Linked DNA regions of Homo sapiens: region 2 is linked to region 1. The links are chromatin loops, found by intact Hi-C in ENCODE. Cell type or tissue: HepG2. All regions are shown on one strand.

What was found. Hi-C counts contacts between places; a loop is a spot of excess contacts. Peaks named below come from ENCODE experiments on the same cell type or tissue, not always from the same donor. Only the 100,000 strongest peaks of a DNase experiment are listed, where the experiment ranks them.
Region 2: a loop joins it to region 1, with 5 times the contacts of the local background. A loop is called at or near these places in 2 of 110 quality-filtered maps.

The regions. Positions count from the first base shown.
Region 1 is chr2:231,709,277-231,711,776 of GRCh38, reverse strand. PTMA (prothymosin alpha) reads right to left here. Exons shown (of 5, transcript NM_002823.5): 2 at 358-429. It also overlaps the pseudogene LOC124906134. Among named protein-coding and RNA genes, the nearest start is that of PTMA, 2.0 kb to the right of the region's middle. RefSeq lists silencers at 624-673, 974-1,063, 1,104-1,513, 2,004-2,313 and enhancers at 652-1,288, 1,928-2,500. In HepG2, CTCF peaks have their summits at 687 (motif pointing left), 1,322 (motif pointing left) and 2,247; a DNase peak (open chromatin) is centred at 1,416; H3K4me3 peaks cover 2,342 bases.
Region 2 is chr2:231,049,100-231,051,599 of GRCh38, reverse strand. C2orf72 (chromosome 2 open reading frame 72) reads right to left here. Exons shown (of 3, transcript NM_001144994.2): 3 at 1,881-2,500. LOC112268432 (a long non-coding RNA gene) reads left to right here. Exons shown (of 2, transcript XR_002959456.2): 2 at 1-2,500. Among named protein-coding and RNA genes, the nearest start is that of PSMD1, 6.5 kb to the left of the region's middle. In HepG2, no CTCF peak of the experiment used is centred here; DNase peaks (open chromatin) are centred at 223, 1,099 and 1,519; H3K4me3 peaks cover 1,780 bases.

The DNA.
Region 1 (2,500 bases):
CAAGCCAAGCCCACCCCAGAGACCCTTCTCCAGTCAACACCCTCCAGGCTCCATCATGAAACCTGCACATTAACTGCCCCAGGACAAGGGCTTTTCCCCACCCTGGGCCAAGCCCAAACTCAGACTACCGGAGTCTCCTCTGAACCTATTCTTGTTCAGGCGCTGCTCGAAAGGTTTTTATAAATATTTAACTAGCAATAATCGCGCCTCGGGTAAAGCTCATTGGCTACGATACTGCCACTGTGCAAAGCTATACATATACACATACACACACATATATAGGTATGTTTAAAGTAGAACAGGAAAAATTTTGTGGGGCGGTAGCTGCCAGGGCTCAGGAGCAAAGCAGACACTCACAGCATTCCCGTTAGCAGGGGCGTCTCTTCCATTTTCTGCCTCTTCCACAACTTCCTTCTTCTCCTTTAAGTCCTTCAAAAGGGAAGAAGGAACCAGTAACCAGTAAGTCTTCTGAGCAACCCAGGGTAAGCAAAGGCGCTGAGAACTACTGGTCTGTACGGCTGTTCTGTCCGTCCCAAATTAAGAGTCGCATGTTGAGAAAGGCCTGATGCCCCTGCGGTCCCTCTCCCACTGGTCTGGTGGAAGGAAGGCCGGCGGGGGGCATCTGTGATCAAGGTTTCCCATCCTTTAAGGCCCGCTACAGCGGCCCCGGTGGCGGTTCCCACTGCCCCCTGGCGCTTCCCAGGAAAAAGGAGCCATGTGGCGCCACAGCCCCCAGCCCGTCCGGCCGGGTGGACGAGCCCCGGACACTCACGCCCATCAGCCTGCTTCCAAGTGCAAAGAGCCCGCCCCTCGAGCCGTCTAGAAAGGCGGCAGGTTATGTTCCAAAAATAAATAAGGCAAAGAGAGAGGGGCCTGCGCTCGGGGAGAGCCCCACAGGCGCGCCAGCCTGGAAGGCCCGCGAGGCCGCACCGCCCCGGCCAGGACAGGTATCTAAAAAAGCCAAAGCACACCGACCCCCCAAATCCGACCGCTGTTCCTAGAGGCCGCAAACCGCTGCTTGGCGGTGCCCCAGGCCGGGGCCTGCCGCCGGAGCCACCAACTCCCGGCCTCCCCGCGGCGGCTAGGGATCCCGACAGCACCTCGGGGGTGGGACTCCGCCCGGGATCCAAAAGGCAGCGCGGCCCCGGGCGCCCGGTAACTTTTTCCACACGACACGGCCACCAATACCAACAGAGGTCCGGCGTCCGGGCCTGCGGGAACCCCTCGGCCGCTGTCCGGCGAGCGGCTCCGGGCCACCTGTCGGCCCTCTCAGTCCGGCCCGCCCCGCTCCGCTCCGCGGACCCCGGCTCCGCCCGCTCTCGCCCCCTGGCGGCCGAAGCCCCGGGGAGCAGTGGGGGCAGGGAGGTCGCGGCGCGCAGGCGCGCATCCCCCGCCCGGCGGGCTTTGCGCGCGGGCCTCGGCACGCACCGCGCGCAGGGAGCACGTGGCCCGGGGCCGCCGAGTGCGTCCCTTGCCTTGGAGACTCCCGGCCGGCAGGCAGAGCTTGCAGTGGCACGCGCGCGGGTCGCGCGTCGGTCGGCCGGGCTCTCGACTCGACGCCCCACTGCCGCCACCCCGGCAGGCCCGAATGTCTGCATTCGGCGGGCCAAGTCCCACGGGAGGTCGCCCCAAAGTCCACCGGGCTGCGTAGGTCCGAGACTGTCGGGGATGCGCCTCTCGGGCTACTACTCATCGCCCTCGCGGGAAGTCACCTTTTGGTGCTTCGGAGAAAATCGAACAGCCAGGCCCCGCACTGGGGACGGTGTTCTCACCCCACAAACTCATTCCCGGACTGAGTCCAGAAGGGGTCACTGAGAGCCCCTGTGGAGATCCGGGCCCCGAGCTCCGCTCTGCCAAGAAGTCGCCCCTGGGAGAGTCAGAGATGACGCCAGGGACACAAGGGTTAAGGAGACGCCAAGGTGACTCGCGCCAATCCCTGCAGGGGCACGACGGGCGCGGACGAGGGCCGAAATATTAAGAAAGAGCCAGTCAGTCTGAGAGCGCCCCGCTCCCGCCAAGGGCGGAGACGCTACCCAGGGCGGGCAGTGGGACCGAGGCGGCGCCGACAACAGGAGCGGAGCCGCACCAGCCGCGCAGGACCTCATAGCCGAGGGCAGTGAACCCGCCACGGGGCCCGGGCGCCCCCCCAGTTCGACCCTACCATTGGCCTGTCGCGGCCGCCGTGTTGGCCCGCGTCGCCCCGAGCTGCGGCGCACACGGTGCTCCCGGGCAGCCGCGGGGGGCGCCCATCGTCGCCCCAGCGCCGCGCTTCACTTTCTCTTTCCTCCCTGCGGCGCGTGGGCTCTCGCCTCCTCAGCCAAGCCCGGCACCGCGGGTGCATGACTGAAGCTGGGCGGCCGCTCCCGGCGCACTCACCTCGAAGGGCGCCCACCCCCGCCTCCCAGAGCGCCCAAAGCGGATAAGCCCGTCACACCTCCGCCGGGACGGCCGACGTCGCGGCCAGCCAGCCCGTCGCCCCATCCGCCTTATCGGGACTTAG
Region 2 (2,500 bases), 660 kb after region 1:
ATGTATGCTTAAAATTAATTTTATCTATTTCTTTTTACTTTTTTCTAATGTGGCCACCATAGAAAGCTACCTATGTGCCTGCGTTAGATTCCTCTTAGACAGGGCTGGCTTAGACCCTCTCCTGGGCCTTCTTCCCTCTGACCTCCCATTCAGGCCTGGCCCTTTGGCTTTGCTTCAAGGTTTTGTCCGCTCTTTGGAGCTGCCATGTGCTGGGTCAGACCAGAACCGGGGGCAGAGGCTAAAGGTGAGACCCACTCCCTCCTGTCCCAGAGCAAGGGGCTGGGGGCGGGGGTTGCCCTGGCAGCCAGGAGTTCTGGAGCCGGTGATATACCTGGGACAGTGGTGGTCAGGGTGAGCTTAGGCTGGGGTTATGGTAATGGTTCAGGACAACACCCTTCTTTGAGATATTGTTAACTGGTGAGGAAGAGGAGGAGCTCAGGGCTACAAGACACAGACTAAGTTTCTGTAACCACGACTCAAAATCAGGCTTGGTCACAGGACTAAGCGAGGCACCTAATTACTCTAAGTGCAGATGAGGACAGCAACTTAAGTGCAATTACTCTAAGTGCAGATGAGGACAGCAAATTCAGAGACCCTCAAGCCTTCCTTGAGGGTCTCTGAATTTCACTGGTCAAAGAACAGGCAGTCCCCGGTCTGCATTTGTGGCAGGAGCCCCAGCTGGGGCTGGGGAGCCCAGGAAGGACACCAGAGAGGGTTCTCACCCTTGCCAAAACCACAGCCCCACAGTGGCTTCAGCACCCAGCCCCGGTTTGGACCTGAGCTACCCCACATCCTGGCCCCCACTACAGTGTGAACCATGGCATGTCCCAGGAGGGCCGTCTCTGCCTCCAGTCCCAATTAGGCAGCCCCAATATAAGGGATCCAGAGGGCTCTGGCTCAGACCAAAGGCATCTGAAGGGTCCATGTGGGATCCTGGCTATCCACCCTCTCCCTTGCACCTCATTTTTTCCTGAGCTCCAAGGTTACACAAGTGGCAGGCTGCCCAGGCCAAATTCCACGTCTGTCCCAATCCTCGATCCACTAACACACAAAACCAGGTCAGAAGCGGTTATGCAGCCCTTGGGTACAAACAGCCAGCTTCCTGCACTCACTCACTGGGCTGGCTGTGTTTGCCATACAAACAGGACAAAGTCCAGGCCTCCTGACCCCAGGGAATAAAGCCTGCAGCTTTGCTTTGCTACACTTTAAAGTACAGGCTGCTTTCAAGTTAACCAGGCAGTCCTTCGTCTTCTCCAGCAAGGCTGAATCCACAGTTCTCTGCTAGGGTAAGGGGGGCTCGTTCAGTTCAAAGGTTTGGGGACTCAGCTCCTGGCCCCTTTGCAGGGTTGCCTTAAGTTTTGGGTTTGACAACCCAGGGACTCTTGTGCACTAAGGTTTGGAGACAAACACTAGGAGAGGAGAAAAAGTGTGACCCAAATAGTAGAAAGAATTCTCTGAGACTCAGTTAAGGTTATTTTAGCTCTGGTTAAACATGCATGTGCGTGCTCACACGCTCACACACACACCATTGTATCCTAAGCTGAATGCTGTCTTTTCAAAAATCTGGCCATTGGCTCATGCCTGTCACCTCAACACTTTGGGAGGCCGAGGTGGGAGGATCACTTGAGCCCAGGAGTTTGAAACCAGCCCGAGCAACATAGTGAGACCCTGTCTCTACAAAAATTTAAAAATCATTTTTTAAATATATACTTATGCTTTCTCGCTACAGGTTTTTTAATCCCAGCTGGTACGGCAGGGGAGATGTCACCCAGGGCAGAGGCTGGGAGGCTTTCAGGCCACAGATTTCCACCATTTGCCAAGCTTCCCTGCTCTCCAGGGTCTCTCTGCAAGGAGCCCCTTAGGAGAATGAAGAAGATCCATTTTGTTTTCTATAAGATATCAACGAGGTACTTCTTGGTTTTATTAGATATGAGAATTATCAATTCAAGTCAGAAGTGCCACAACCACTGCCATATTAGAAAGATTAGTACCCGAGAGCCCAGACTGTCACCCGGCTGGAGGCCTCTCGCCGATGGCTCCCAGGGACCACTGACCTAATCAAGGGCCTCCTCCTTCACACGCCACCCTCCACCCCAACCCCTTTATGCCTTCTTAAAGTCCTTCAGGGAGGGGACCCACCATCAAGATTGTCCTTTCTGGCACCTAACTCTTCTGTCTGCTAGAAGACAGCAATGAGACTGTCCCTACAACGATGATGCTTATGGTGGCCACATCTCAAAGAAGCTGAGAGGGATCTCAGCCCCGTATTGTCACTTGGGAGGCAGAACCCAAATCTTAGTAAATGAAGACTTTCTCTCTTGAACCATTCACAGGAATACTGAAGGTAATGAAAAAATAATGTGTAAACCATCCTTTGGAGCAGAGGCTACAAACTCACATGCCCGCCTGGACCAGCACCGGGCAGACGTCTTACATGAGTGAAGTGCAGTGGGGGATGGGAAGGGCGGGGGAGGGGGTAAAGGTGGTGGGGGTGAGCCGC